2 separate regions of the Mus musculus genome follow, and region 2 is linked to region 1. The links are chromatin loops, found by intact Hi-C in ENCODE. Cell type or tissue: heart. All regions are shown on one strand.

The links. Hi-C counts contacts between places; a loop is a spot of excess contacts. Peaks named below come from ENCODE experiments on the same cell type or tissue, not always from the same donor. Only the 100,000 strongest peaks of a DNase experiment are listed, where the experiment ranks them.
Region 2: it touches region 1 in a loop (3-fold over the local background); 19 of 42 quality-filtered maps call a loop at or near these places.

The regions. Positions count from the first base shown.
Region 1 is chr11:101,402,923-101,410,922 of GRCm38, forward strand. Aarsd1 (alanyl-tRNA synthetase domain containing 1) reads right to left here. Exons shown (of 12, transcript NM_144829.1): 7 at 7,839-7,969; 8 at 7,432-7,498; 9 at 7,192-7,283; 10 at 6,731-6,785; 11 at 5,209-5,303; 12 at 3,917-4,102. The coding sequence ends at 3,967. Among named protein-coding and RNA genes, the nearest start is that of Aarsd1, 11 kb to the right of the region's middle. In heart, no CTCF peak of the experiment used is centred here; no DNase peak of the experiment used is centred here.
Region 2 is chr11:101,203,526-101,211,525 of GRCm38, forward strand. It overlaps Ezh1 (enhancer of zeste 1 polycomb repressive complex 2 subunit), which reads right to left. Exons shown (of 21, transcript NM_007970.3): 7 at 7,022-7,198; 8 at 5,855-5,957; 9 at 4,597-4,760; 10 at 3,813-3,904; 11 at 236-416. Among named protein-coding and RNA genes, the nearest start is that of Ezh1, 19 kb to the right of the region's middle. In heart, no CTCF peak of the experiment used is centred here; no DNase peak of the experiment used is centred here.

The sequences.
Region 1 (8,000 bases):
CACTCACTCCCCTGAACAGCCAGGCTGCCCTCTGTAGAGGATACAGTAGTCAGAGTTGACTCACATTTAGGAATAGAAAACAGGGGCAGGCACTTTCTCCAAGAGATTTTCTCATCACAGTGTTTTGCCACAAGTGGCGACAGAGCCACAGAGTTTATTTAAGGTCTCCTGAGGAAAAAAAAACCCAGGCATTCTGGCATAGTGTGGTGGACTCCTGGCTTTCCACCCAGGAACAAAGGGTGAGGTGGGGACGAGGGACATTTCTAACTCAACAACTCCCTTCTATTTTTCACACTCCAAGTAGACGGTTATACCTTAGCACCATAGCTATGCTGTAGAACGTATGATCTCTATATGTACACATAAATAATTCCTTTCAGTTTTTAAAAAAGATTTATTTTTCATATGCATTGGTGTTTTGCCAGTATGTCATGTGAGGGTTCAGATCCCCTGGAGCCAGAGTTGCAGACAGCTGTGAGCTGCCATGTGCACATGCTGAGAATTGAACTTGGGGAAGAACAGCCAGTGCTTTTGACTACTGGGCCATCTCTCCAGCTCCCCTTTTACATTTTTATTTGTATGGGTGTCTTGTCTGGATGTGTGTCTGTGCATAACGTGCCTGGTGAGAAGCCCAGAGAAAATTAGATCCCCTAGTACCATAAACATAACCAGTTATAGCTGGCTACTACAGAGCTGCCATATGGGTGCTGGGAAATGAACTTGGGTTCTCTAGAAAAGCCAGTGCTCTCAAGAGCTGAGCTACCTCTCCAACACATTATAAAAATGTAAAGTTTTATTCCTATCTGTTAAATGTGTGCACCTGTGTGAGGAGACCAGAACAGGCCACCAGATCCCCTGGAGCTTAAGTCACAGGTGATTATGAGATATCCAATATGGGTGCTGGGAACCAAACCCAAGATCTCCAAAAGAGCAGCAAGCACTCTTAACTGCTGAGCATCTCCCAGGGCCCTGGAAGACTCTTCTCCAACAAATCGGTCAGTGTTGTTAAGCTTTCTGGTGACCCTCATCAGACCATCCACCCCTTTCAGGAACACACAGTTCTTGACCCAGGCATTGGATTGGGAACCCTGTGACAGACTGGAGTGATGTCCTCAGTTGACACTGCTTATTTATCCTGCTCCACACACCTAATTTCTGTTTTCACGTAATTTGCCCCAGTATTTATGCCTCCTCATAATTGAGTAATTCCAGAAAGTTCCTTCTCTCTGAGAACACTATGCTCATGTCCCCAAGGCCAGGTCAAGGAACTGAAAGCCTCAGCAGTAAGCCAGACAATCATGTTTGCCCAGCAAGGCGGGTTTATGACTTGTTCCGAAGTGAGCCAAGTTTGAATAAACCATTCATGCTCCAAGTGAACAGAGCCCACCCGTGTGATGCTGAGCAAATGACCGGTCTACCATTGTCTTATTACTCCTAAGGCCTCAGTGCTGCGTCCCCTGGAAACTCCCATCCTAGCTCCTCAGTGAGGGGCTGCAGCCTTAGGGTATGATTATTATGTGATGTAGGCAGGGCACTCATGAGTGGTGCCCTGAAAGAGGTCCCGGGGCCTGGGCTGGCTCAGTAGGCCAAAGTGTTTGCTGCAAGACAGATGATCTGATTTCTGAGTCCCGGATCCCACATAATAAGTCCAGTTGGGGTAGCAAAGATGGCTCTGCACCTAAAGGCACTGGACTCCATGACTGTCAACCTGAGTTAAATCCCCAGAACACACATGGTAGAGACAACTGACTCACACAAAGTTATTCTCTGCCATCCACAGACTTGCCATATATAACAGACAAAATAAATACATATTTATTTTAGACACTGTAAAACAAACAAACAGACAGACAGACAGACAGACAAAAAACAAAACAAAGCAAAAAACCCATGCCCGGTGGTGGTGGTTCACGTCTTCAGTCCCCTCAGAAGGCAGAGGCAGGTGGAGTTCTGTGAATTCATGGCCAGCCTGGTCTACAGAGTGAGTTACAGGCTAAACCCTGTCTCAAAAAACCAAAACCAGCCGGGCATGGTGGCGCATGCCTTTAATCCCAGCACTTGGGAGGCAGAGGCAGGAGGATTTCTGAGTTTGAGGCCAGCCTGGTCTACAAAGTGAGTTCCAGGACAGCCAGGGCTACACAGAGAAACCCTGTCTCAAAAAACCAAAACAAAAAAAAAAACAAACCCAAAACCAACCAACCAAACAAAAAATGATAAACAAGGGAGAACACAGCAGCATGCATCCTATGGTGAGATGAGAGGCAGAGACAGGACACGGACACACACACACGCCCATCCATCATACACATGGACACTGCATACATTACATGTATACCTGCACTCACAAGTATACCATACACAAAGAGTTCTGACAAACTGAGGAACTTTGTCAGTTGACAAAACCCTGGAGTCACAAGGATTTAACATGATTCTAAGAATCCATGTTAAAAAATCAGGTTTGGCAAGGTGACTTTATGGCCAGCCTGGTCTACAGAGTGAGTTCCAGGACAGTCAGGGCTACACAGAAAACCCTTCTCAATAAACAAAAACAAAACAAAACAGGTGTAAGTGCAGGCTTGTAATCTCAGGATGGGGAGGCAAAGACAGGGCTCACTGACCTGCATAGCCTACTTGGTGAGTTCCAGAATAGAGGAGATGCTCTTGCAAAAATAAATGAATAAACATGTTAAACGGTGAATGGTATAGTGACAATTTTCCAATTTTGGTTTCTTTTTCTTTTGGTTTTTTCGAGACAGGGTTTCTCTGTGTAGCCTGGCTGACCTGGAACTCACTCTATAGACCAGGCTGGCTTCAAACTCAGAAATCCACCTGCCTCTGCCTCCCAAGTGCTGGGATTAAAGGAGTGTGCCACCACTGCCCGGCTTCCAATTTTGGTTTCTTTAAAAAAAATACAAAAATAGGGCTGGAGAGATGGCTCAGCAGTTAAGAGCACTGGCTGCCCTTCCTGAGGTCCTGATTTCAGTTCCCAGCAACCATATGGTAATGGGATCTGACGCCCTCTTCTGTCACATGGCTGTACATACATGCACTTGTATACATAAAATCTACAAACAGAAATAGTCTAAGAATCTGTCTTTGTTTCAATCCCCAGCGTGAAATACAGGTCTGCTCTGCAGCGGCTGACTATGATTTGCCTCACACTCCAGCTGTAGTGTGAATTTACCAGCTTCCGATAGTTTCTGCAATTGTGCGACTTTGGAATTCTGGGGACTCTTCAGAGGGATGGGTGGGTTGTTGTTGTTGGTCATGGTTTGTTAAATAGTCATACACAAAGAAGAAACAAGAAGGAATTAGATAGATATCCTGACTGCAAAGATCAAACTTGCATTGCCCTCTTTCCAACCCCTGACTTTCTATTCAGGGATCTCTTTCCTTTCCTCTCTATGCCTTTCTCTCCTACCTAGTGTTAAGGGGTTCAAAGGGTGGAAGAAAAGGCATGGAGAAGGGTAGAAAAAAGAAGAACACACAAAGTAGCCAAAGACCAAGACCAGTCTCCATACACATGTTCACTCGTGTACACACACACACACACCGCACAAAACCGAGGTCTGAAACCTGGCAGCCCATGGCCATAGTCTCAGCACTCAGGTGAGTGACACAGCAAGACTGTCTCAAAAAAAAAAAAAAAAAAAAACAAGACAAAATAAAGCAAGGAGATTTGGATGAGGCTAAGCCCTAGGTGAAGTCTTGCACTAGCCATAAGCAACTATACCACAGCATGAAGCTTTAGAAAGGACCTAGCTCAGTACCTTTCATTGATTTAATTTCCACTCATGGAGGTTACACCTAATGGAGCCAAGTCAGAAACCATTCATACCGGTGCTAGTCGCTTTAGCACACTGGAGCACGCCGTGCACATTATGCACACTAACATAAATGGCAGTATACAACCATGTTTGAGTCACAATATTTTACTGTTGGTCACAGGGACGACGTCCTGGCCCCTCACTCCTCAGCACTCTGTGTGCTGACATAGTCCTGCAGAAGCGCCTGCGCCTCTGCCCGGCGGCTCATCTTGGTGGCTTTGCCCTGGAAGCGGCCCTTCTTCCCTGCTCCTTTGCCTTCCAAGACTTCAGCCACCCTAGAGAATGAAGAGATGGTTATGGAGATAGTCTGGCCAAACCAGACTTCAGGCCACCAGAGGCTGCCTGTTAGGAGTCTCCATTATAAATAACTATGTTTTCTTGTGATGTTTCCAAGGAACACATACTCCAGAGAGCCAATGATGACTGAAAATTCTAATGCCCAAAGGAACTGGAGTCTACCTCTGAATGTGGTTAAAACAAGAAAATAAACCAGGCATGGTTTATTTGGTCCCAGTACTTGGGAGGCAGACCTCTGAGTTCCAGGCCAACCTGGTCTACAGAGGGAGTTCCAGGACAGCCAGGGCTACACAGAGAAACCCTGTCTCGAAAGAAAACAAGAAGAGAAAGAGAACTACAGGGCAGAACCAGCACAGTGGGCTGCGCTGCACAGAGGCAGAACGGGAAAGGGAGAGCGGACGGGCTCTGCAGGACTCTGAGCTCAGGGAGAGCAACTAAACACAGGCAAAGGCACAATACCACATGTGCATTCTTCATGCAGTGAGCTCCAGGTTCCCCCGGCTTTGAGACCTGTCACCCATGCTGGGTAGGGCTTTGATAGCACAGCCATCTTTAAGTAATTTTTGCTCCTATAAGTAACCCCAGTAAAACCAAATGGACTTTGCTGGTATCTGTACTTTGGTCTGGTTTTGGATCCCAATCTGGGGTGAGGATCTGCATATCAGATATTTATACTAAGATTCATAACAGTAGTAAAATTAGTTATGAAGTAGCAACAAAATAATTTTATGGTTGGGGATCACCACAGCATGAGGAAGTATATTAAAGGGTCACAGCATTAGAGAGGTTGAGAACCACTGCTTAGGATCAAATTTTCTGTTAAAAATAAATAAATAAATAAATAATAAAGCAAGCCCTGGGCTCTCATCTCCTTCTGCCCCTTTTACTGTGAGGCCTCAAGTGCATGATATAAGGTTCCCCCATCTGTCAAACTAGGCGTGCCTGTGTGAGACCACATCTGCTCAGCCGGCCTCACATGCCTCTGTGAACCAAGGACATCACAGTGTGATGCCCTGCAGGAGCACAGGCTGCATCAGATGCCGAAATACACAACCTCCCCTCTCACAGGAACCACTCACATTACCTGGGCCCCAGGGTTTCCACAGCCTCTGCCGGGCCTGCCAGTAAGAAGAGCCCAGCACCCTTCTCATCCCCCACAGTTAAGAACAGGAGGGTCTCCTAGAAGGTAAGACAAGGAGATGAGCACACATGGGGTCCACTCCCCTACACCCTGCGTCAAGAACAGACAGTCCTCTAAACCACAGAGATGGCTCTGATGGTGATGTCGCAGCCTCCCACTCTGGCTGGGCTGCCAAGCTCTGTGAGAATGGCCAGGAGGTTAAACACTAGGAGAAGGCCACTGACCATACTGAATAGAAGACACCGTTCACAGTCTCACTTCCACTATCCTTTCCTGTCTGTGATGAACCACACACCCTAGCCGCCATTGCCTACACAGCCACACCACTGCTTTCTGGTGGTCACTCTGCTCCTTGGCTACCTGAATACCTCTAAGCAGGCTTTGTGGCCTAGCCCCGAAGCCTCTCATTCTCTTTAAGTAATGTGTTCTGCCTCCAGCATTTATCACTCCAAATTACAAATGCTGAAGTCACATGTCTCTCAGGCTAGAACTGGGCTCTGTGAGACTCAGTGCTGTGTATCCAGCAGAATTACAAAGAGACCTGAGGCTTGAGCCCAGGAGGCATTCCATAAAGAGTTTGGGGCTGGAGAGATGGCTCAGTGGTTAAGAGCACTGACTGCTCTTCCAGAGGTCCTGAGTTCAATTTCCAGCAACCACACGGTGGCTCACAACCACGTGTCATGGGATCTGATGCCGCCTTCTGGTGTGTCTGAAGACAGCTACAGTGTACTCATATACATAAAATTAATAAATCTTAAAAAAAAAAGAAGAAGAAGAATTTGAAGTAAGAGCAAAAGAAACTTGGCAACCTCCTATGCTGGACTATTAGGATCAAGAAAGGCAGGTGACTGTCGGGTAGTGGTAACACACACCTTTAATCCCAGCACTTGGGAGGCAGAGGCAGGTGGATTTCTGAGTTCGAGGCCAGCCTGGTCTACAGAGTAAGCTCCAGGACAGCCAGAGCTACACAGAGAAACCCTGTCTCAAAAAACAAAAACAAACAAACAAACAAAAAAAGAAAGAAAGGCAGGTGAGACTTGAGACAACAGAAGAAAGAAAGAAAGAAAGAAAGAAAGAAAGAAAGAAAGAAAGAAAGAAAGAAAGAAAGAAAGGAAGGAAGGAAGGAAGGAAGGAAGGAAGGAAGGAAGGAAGGAAGGAAGGAAGGAAGGAAGAAAGAAAGGAAGAAAGAAAGGAAGGAAGGAAGGCAGGTGAGACGAGGCAGAGGTCTTCAAAGGGTCTCACCAACCCGACATTCTCTAGCACACGGATCCAGGTGCCTTTCAAGCTTTCTTGACTACAGAGATTGATCTCGGCTAGTACTTGGAAAACAATGTGAATACAATTGTTTCAGCTCTTCTTGTGTTAACCTGAAGGGACTTTGGCTAAGCTAACTCCCTCATCCATGCCTCCCAGGGCCTCTGCACAGTGGAGGAAAACTAACACACACTCTCTCTCTCTCTCTTACCTCCGATCCAATCTCATTAGCAATGATATTCATGAATTCAGAATCACCCTCTTTCCTACGACAAAGGACACAGACATGAGACCCAGGATGAAGTGGTGGTGCTGTGACACTGTAGGAGGCCAGGTTCCTCCTCTAGAGGCAGGACTACAACTGACAGTCCTCATTGCTTCCTGTTTGAGTGCACAAACTCCGAGACCCCACAGCATAGAGAAGATGCCCTCAGCCTCATTGGCTTATACCCATGGATCCCCAGGATCCTGGCAGATCTGACAGAAGGTGAGAGAGCCAGGAAAGAAGCTAATGAGGCCTACATAGTTACAGTGAAGATGCTGTTAAACCCAGGAAGTCAGTAGCACCCTTCCTGGGGTCTGCTCACTAGCAAACCAACCACTTAGCAACCCACATCCCACTGTGCATTGATCTGTGGGGAGAGGCTGAGACCTGGGCCCCTCAATTCTCACCTGTGTAGTGTGACCACACCACCCCAGGCTGGGCTGCTCCTGAGGCTGTGGGCAGTGTGCACAGCCAGGTCTCTAAGGAGGTTCAGGTTGTTCTGAAATGGATATGAGAACTCAGACATGTGCAAAAGATAACAGGGCACCATTGCCTCTCCTCCTGCACTGCCCTCAAACCCTCTTGAGAATCCACACATGGGCTGAGGCGAGGGGCCCAGCCCCTCCAGTACCCACAGGATCCATTACCTTCTGCAGGAGCTTGGTGGCATTCTGGAGCTTTTTTACTGCTTCCACATGATCCTCAACGCCACACCTATAAGACAACGGTTAATGGAGAATGGCTAACTGCCCAGGCCCTTCCGAAGCTGGGAACAGAAATCTATGATACCCTCCTTGCTGGGGTACCTTCCTCAAAATGGGAACAATCAAAGAGGCCCTTAAGCAACTGTAAGGTGGGGTACAGGACTAAAGCATTCTGTGGGGATCTGAGCTGCTGTCCAGAGTACCTGACCCTTCGGAGCAGGTCACTCTGCCTCTCTAGTGGTGGAAATGCTAAGCCCAGGGGTGCAGTCCTTGGGAGCAGGGGGTGTGGCAGGGGCATGGCATGGCGTGGCGTGGCATGGCATGGTGTGGTGTGGCAGGGCAGGGCATACTTAAGTAGTGAGGTCAAGGCCTTTTCACTTCCATGACTTCGCTCCATCCACTTCAGTACCCGATTCCCAGCCAGAAATATCAGGTTGCTTTTGTTCTTTTTCCCTTTCTCAGTCCCCAGAATCTTAATGACCTACACCAAGGGGTAACACACAGAGACACAC
Region 2 (8,000 bases), 200 kb before region 1:
AGAACATTTAGGAATGCAAACGTTAGCTGTGCAGGGCACACTCCTGTAATTCTGTAAACAGAAGCAGCAGGATCAGGACAAGTTTGAGGTTAGCTTGGTCTACATAGTTCCTGCGTGCGTGCATGCGTGCATGTGTCTGCCTCACTTTCATTTGCTTACAGGTAAATTGGTAGAAAAAATTGTTTTTAAAAGTTATAAATATTAAGAGATTAGGAGCTGGGCATTTTCTGTTTACCTGAAGAACTGGAGGCCCAGTCATTGCCAGTGTCTCTATCACTGTCTCCTTCTTTAGTTTCAGCCATAGCAGAAGCTGATGCATTGGAGCAGGAAGCACTGACCACTGGGTGCCTTCGGCGGCGGCGCCCAGAGCACTTGGACCGAGGGTTGTGCAGCATGGCGTACTCCTTTGCTCCTTCCTGTGGTGAGCAGAGTACAGAGAAGAAACAGGGATAGGCAGTGTCTCTGAGTTGATGACCCCATCATAAAGCTTTGTACAAGGATACTTTGTTTGTACCTGTACTATGTAAGTGTGACCATATTATGACAGTGGTTAAAGATTCCCCAAAACATGGAAACGTCTCTTTTCACAGAAAAAGGGTCCCAAAATCTAGGCATCTTCAGCTTTGAGAAACATCTGAAATTCTTTCATGCGTTAGCCATCTGGGATTTGAGAACATCCCCTGCATATGAACCAAGGGTCAGAGGCGATGGAACCGGCTTCAGAGAATGTAGCTCAATGTTCCAGAGTGGACTCGAGTCAGGGCTCCTGTCCCTAGGCCCCTTTCCTCACACATGACTATGAAGCCTCCATTTCAGTTAACACATGAGGCTGAACCAGGATCTTGAGCCTGAACTGTATTTCAGGCTAGTAGTCTGAAAACAAAAGGTTCTTATTAACAAGTTAGTAAGCTGAGAATAGCTCAGTGTTAGAGCACCTGCCTAACATGCCTGTGACTGTAAATTAAACTCTCTGTGCTGTAAAAGGAAAAAAGAAAAAAAAAAAAAAAACAACTTAAAGAAACTATAAACACTGGCTTCTCTTCCGTCTTTTACTTTCTTCTGAAGCTTTTTATAAGAACAACCGAGGTCTTGGTTACCATTCTGAAGGCTTGCTTTGGTGGGGCCAGACATCTTGTTATGACACTATCCATAAAGACACTATCCGTAAAGAAAAACAAAAATAGGGGGAGGATAGCCCAGCACATTTAAATGTGTGTCTATGGCTATCTCAAGTTGAAGAAACACACGCACACGGTTTCAGAGTGGTGACACTGAGCAGGGTGATGACCTTCTGAGTTAATGAGGTGCTAAATGTTATCATTATGTTTAGAGAAAGGCCTGGAAAAAAAGCACAGCCTATAGACTTAGATCAGTGCTTGCATCTGAACAATGCTGTAAGCGCTGACTTATTAATAAACTGTGCAAAGTATGTGACCCTAATGTCTTCTACCTCAGAAGACCGTCAGAAGAGTAACAGTAAGCTAAAGCAGGGTGGGGTGCAGCATGGGACTTGATACATAGGAAGGACGTACTACATGAGTCGGAAGGTGTTCATTTATTCTTTCTTTTTTGCTATAACCATCCCGACCACTTCAGATGAACAAGTAATGTCTGCCACCATGCCCCTTCTCTTACCCTGCTGAAGATATTTGGGAAGGCACATGGCTTTACACTGTAGTTTTAACTGATAGCAGAAACTGTGTCAAGGTAGTCTATCCTTTGTCTGGGCACAGCCCAGATAACTGAATAATAACTTCTGCACAAGTACTTTACCCCCACCCCTTTCCAAAGTTACCACCCCTTCCTAAGCCTAGCACCTGAAGGCTAACGACAAGTCACATCCTAAGCAATAAATAATCTATGCTGTAGACTGATAGAACCCAAGAACATCTGATGGCCTTCAGATAACACCAGTATGTATAAAACTCTGCATTATCCTTCAGTTTTGTGCATCACATCGAACAAACCACGTAGATTGCTGAAGTTTAACAACAGGATGTCTGGGCAGATGACTCAGTGGGTAAAAGTACTTGCAGCAAACCAGAGTTTGATTCCCAGGACTCACACAGAAGTAGAAAACCAACTCCTAAAATTGTCCTCTGCTGGGCAGTGGTGGAGCACACCTTTAGTCCCAGCACTGGGGAGGCAGAGGCAGGTGGATTTCTGAGTTCGAGGCCAGCCTGGTCTACAAAGTGAGTTCCAGGACAGTCAGGACTACACAGAGAAACCCTGTCTCGAAAAACAAACAAACAAACAAAAAAGTTGTCCTCTGACCTCTATACAAATGCTATGACATACCTCACCCAATGCTCAAAAGAAATGATTAAAATATGTCTGCCCACAAACAACAGCACTAGCCTCAGAAGATTAAGATCCACTGATATGCACCAGTCAGCGAGAAAAGGACAAGTGCCCCAGATGACCAACATCTCACTCAGCACACACAGCACTCCCATCCCGCCTCCTGCTCCTGCTTTCTAAGTGTCCTGAGATGAGGCTCTCAGGCAGAAGCCCCATCTCATCTTCTCAGAATACTGGCCTTTGGACAGTCAGTTATACAAGAAAAAAACAAGGCTTTTATGTTCACTTCTCAGATAATCAGAACAAACACTCCTAATATCAACAACAATGGGCCCCTCCTCGGGACTGAAGGTATTAAATCATACACGTGGCAATGATGTTCTGACTGCCCGCTCAGCAAAGGACCACATACTTCACCCCATCAAAGCCTCTGTCCCCCAACCCTCCATCTTTTCTCCCATTTAGCACTGAGGAGTCAGAATGAATGAAGGGCTGGCAGCAAGCGAATGGTGGCCCCCTAGCAGTTGTCCTGGGGAGTTCCTTTAATTTCCCTTTCTCTTTGCCACCTACAATTATGTCACCCTCTTTTGCCCAATTCTAAATCCTAATGAGAAGTTGCACCCAATACTTAGATATTAAGAGCTAAGTAATCTTTCTTTGCACATACAGAATGCAGAATACCAGATAATGAGGCCATATGAAGTCCCTACGGTTTGGCACTGTGCATCAGCTCAGAGACCACGGGGTTCCTCTGAAGGTTAGAAGTACTATAACTGCTTTATGGATTACAGAGGAGGCTGGGGACCACTGAGATAGCCAGTCAGAGACCAGAAGGAGAACTGTCTCTGAAGGATGAAGACCGGTTCCTTCTGCTTCTCCCTAGAAGCCCCGTGTTCCTGAGTTCTCTGAGATTTTTTCCCCCCGAGTTTTTCAAGACAGTGTTTCTCTGTGTAGTCCTGGCTATCTCAGAACTTACTCCATAGACCAGGCTAGCCTCTAACTCAAGAGATCCGCATGCCTGTCTCATGAGTGCTGGAATTAAAGGCATGAGCTATCACACCCATTGAGAAGGGATCTTACGGTACCCCACCACCACCAATATCCTTACGATGGCAGCCAGCTGTTGAATAAAAACAATCTTCCCACCAACTTTCTTGTCTTCAGAGCACTGGCTTTTGTGTAGAAGACAGCACAATGACAGTACACTTTGCTCTCATTTTCTCTTGGATGGTGCTGGGGCCAAGCCCAAGTACTCCACCACTAACACACAGGCACAGCCCTCTGTGCTCTGAGTACAACAACAGCCTCAAGACTCTGAAGTGATATTTAGAGCAGAAAATCCTTTACTAATGTTCATCAGATCTTACCCCATCACCCCAAAAGACTAAATTCACTCTACCATGTCTGGAGAACCTCTGCAGTGCTGTGTTCCCAGACACAGAAAATTCTAGGACCATTTCCTCCTCAACTTTAAACAGAGATAACAAAGACAGAAGAGCTTAAAAACCTACCAGCAAAAGGAAGCAGTCTGTGCCACACGGTTCTGGCTCAATCTTGATTTCCTTGTTCTTGCGCTTATATACATTTGGGGTGGCGTGGAAAGCTGGAAAACAAAAGGCTGTAGTGTTTCCAAGGTTCTATCCTTTTGACAAGAAAACTGAGTTAGGGAGCTATGGCAGGTGTTAATTTCATTTAAGAGCTGGCGAGATGGCTCAGTGGGTAAGAGCACTGACTGCTCTTCTGCAGGTCCTGAGTCCAAATCCCAGCAACCACATGGTGGCTCACAACCACCCGTAATGAGATCTGATGCACTCTTCTGGCACGTCTGAAAAAAGCTACAGTGTACTTATGTATAATAATAAATAAATCCTTGGGCCAGAGTGAGCAGGGACTGAGCAAGCAGAGTTGACTGGAGTGAGCAGAGGTCCTAAAAAATTCAATTCCCAACAACCACATGAAAGCTCACAACCATTTGTATAGTGCAGTCATATACATAAATAAATCTTTTTTTAAAATCCATTTAAAAGATGACCTCCAAGGTATAGAAAATCTAGATTGTAGATATCTATATAATCCTTTCAAAGGTAGAAGGTGCCAAGAGAAGACAACCACAGTGCTTAATTAGGTTGTACCTATCACAGTATCACTGAGCAAATAAAAACAACTGGGCTTTCGTGAATCCCTTTCGGGAGCAGGAGCTGGGAACGCCACACAGTAAAGCAAAACACAGGGAAGGAGCTGGGCTGGGGTGGAGTGGGGGGAGCGAAGCACTTCCCCCAGAGCAGCCCCACTCACGGTGAAGGAAGCAGTCATATTTAAAACAGCGCCGGCAGAAAAGGGTGTGGAAAGAGTGCAGAGACTGCTCCCGCTGCACTGACTTGGCGTTGGGGCCATCGATGTTGGGTGTGCACTGAGGGGGAAGTGCATTGGGGTCTGACATCTCTGTCAGCTCTCGATACCTGTAAGAAAAGAGAATTCCTCTTTAGGAAACTCTCCACTGTAGCCAGGGAACTGCCATCCAAGCATGGGGTGCCAAGGGAGGATAGGTGGCCTTTATAGGCTTGGTGGGTCAGGAGATGGTAAGCAACTAAGTGGACATGCCATCGCAATTCTGCAGGGCTGGGCATAAGTATCAAAGTAAGGAGCAGGCGGCTTGCTAAGTTCAGTGCTGCTGTAACTACCCAGGAAGGTAGAGCAAGTTTTCTTCCCAGACGTCCTCAAAAGCAGCACACAGAATGATCCCTAATATGACAAGGGACATTCAGAGGTACTAGGTAAGAAAGTCAGAAGAGTAAGCAAACCATGGCACACAACAGGGCTTTTTATTATCAAAAAGTGGGCTTGGATAAGAATCTGTTCACGGGGGGGGGGGGGGGGGGAGGGCGGGGGCGGGGGGGAGTGTTGGGGATTTAGCTCAAGAGCAAGGCCCTGGGTTCAGTCCTCAGCTCTGAAAAAAAAAAAATCTATTCACAGGCCGGGCGGTGGTGGCACACGCCTTAATCCCAGCACTCAGGAGGCAGAGGCAGGTGGATTTCTGAGTTCCAGGACAGCCTGGTCTACAAAGTGAGTTCCAGGACAGCCAGGGCTACACAGAGAAAACCTATCTCAGAAAACCAAAAAAAAAAAAAAAAAAAAAAAAAAAAGGAGAGAATCTGTTCACAGGCTGGAGAAATGGCTCAGCGGTTAAGAGCACCGATGGCTCTTCCAAAGGTCCTAAATTCAAATCCCAGCAAGCACATGGTAGCTCACCCGTAATGAGACCTGATGCCCTCTTCTGCTGTGTCTGAAGACAGCTATGGTGTACTTACGGTGTACTTATATAATAATAAGTAAATATTTGGAGGGAGCGGGGTAGAGCGAGCGGGCCCAGAGCGAGCAGAGGTTCTGAGTTTAATTCCCAGCAACTACATGATGGCTCACAACCATCTGTACAGCTACAATGTACTCATATACACAAAATAAACAAATCTTTAAAATAAATAAATCTCTTTTACAAAAAAAGGAGTCTGTTGACAAGCCCTGGGTCTGGCCTGAGTGGAACAGCTGTCCCTACCTCTCCTTCATGTCGTCAGGGACACCATTCTCAGGAAACATGGACGCAATGGCGCTGAAGATCATGTCATTTGGAAACTGTTTCTTGGAACTCTTTTTGTTGCCTGAATGGGAAATGACAGTGAACTCCTGGGCATAGACAAAGCTGTTTGTCGTTTTCCCTTTGTTGCAGCAGAACAAATGATTACAGCTGCTGTGCTCATCCAAACCTCAACTGTATTGATAACAAAGTCTACAGTCCCTATTATAATCAAGAGGAGTCTCTCAGAGGTGAAGACAGATGAATCCCACTATAACCCTGGTGCTGAAGAACAACTGGCACTGGGACTCTCATAGGAAGAGAGAGACACTGTCTTCTCTACAAGTACACTACAAGTAAATAACAGTGTCATTCGGTAACTCCGAGGTTTCTTCTTTTCCCATTCTGAAGTGCTTGTGCAGGTATGTGGATGTGTGTTTGTGTATGTGGGCACACATGTGTGGGCATGCGTGCATATGCATGTGCGGTCCTGAGGCTGATGTCTAGAATCATCTTCCTCCACTCCTCTTCCTTTGTCAACATGACTAGTCTGGCCAGCACTCTTGTCGTGGGGAATCCCCTTTCTACACCTTCTAAGGTTGGAATCACAGAGAGGACACCACACGCATTTTTGCATCTTCATGGGTTCTGGGTATCTGGGCTCCTGTCCTCATAGCAAGACTTTAACCACTGAGCAATCACCTTGGCCCAGAAATATTGAATTAAATACTAGTGACTTGGAAAATATTTGTAAAATTAAATTAAGAAGATAAAAGTTTATATCACGCACCCACACAATCTCAATTTTGTATGACCATGCTGATTTAGATATGTACAATTTACAATCTACAAGGAATAATCTGATTATTCCTATGTAGCAAGATTGAAGTATAATCTTATTTTCTCCTTTATATCTTTCCAGATTTTCCAAGCACAGTAGAATTAGAAACTAACAGCAATGACTACCCTGGAAATTGTTCCACTCTCACCGTCAGCTAGTTCAGTAGCTGAAGCTATCAGTTAATGACCATGTTTTCCTTGTAAGTAGACCAAAGAGAAGCATGAATGTTTTTTTAAAAAATAATACTCTCAAGTTTTCCATTCTTCCCTGTCAATTTCAAAATAGTCTATGGAAGCAGGGCTGTGCACCTTCGATAGCATGGCGCTTCCGTTTTCTTGTTACCGGCAGGTCCTCTTTGCTGTCGTCTTGCTTTCCATCGGAGGGGTCGTTGTGCCCGTCCTCCTCCTCATCAGAGTACTGGTTGAGGGCATCCACCAGCTCCAGAAACACAGCATCGCTGATCAGCACAGATCCAGGGATCATCTCTGAAACAAAGGAATAGAAAAGTGAGCAGTGGTGGCCGCACACTCTACTCATCTTTGCACACAGGGTTTAAGACAGGGTCTTGCGGCTGGAGAGACAGTCCAGTGGTTAAGAGTACTGACTGCTCTTCCAGATGGACCTAGGTTCAATTCCCAGCACCCGCATAACAGCTCACAACTATCTGTAACTCCAGTTCCAGGGGACTCAATACCCTTACCCAGACATACATATAGGCAAAATACTAATGGACATTTTAAACAACAACAAAAAAAAGTATCTTGTCAGGTGTAGTGGTGCACACCTTTAATCCCAGCACTTGGGAGGCAGAGGTTTGTGAATCTCTGAGTTTGAGGCCAGTCTATATAGTGAGTTCTAAGACAGTCAAAGCTATATAATGAAAACCAGTCTCAAAAAAAAAAAAAAAGATAAGGTAGGTTTTTTAGCACTCACCCTGCAGTCTAGGGGTGTAAGAGGTGTAACACCACATCATTTGATGAACCCTAACAACTACTAACAGTTAACTAGCTAGAGCCTTTACCCTTATTAGAATATTCCAGTTCTGTGGTCATTGGTAACACTGGATTTGCTGTTCAAAAATCTTAACAGCACACACAGTATGGTGGCACAAACCTTTAATCTCAGCATTCAGAAGACAGGGGAGCCTGGTCTACAGGCAGGGATCAGACATACTCTCAGTGTGCCAACAACCACAGCAAGGCAGGAAAATAACAATCAAGCGAAAAATCACTTGGCTTTGTGCTGTATAATGTCTCAATAGTGACTTCTCATTTATTTATTTATTCT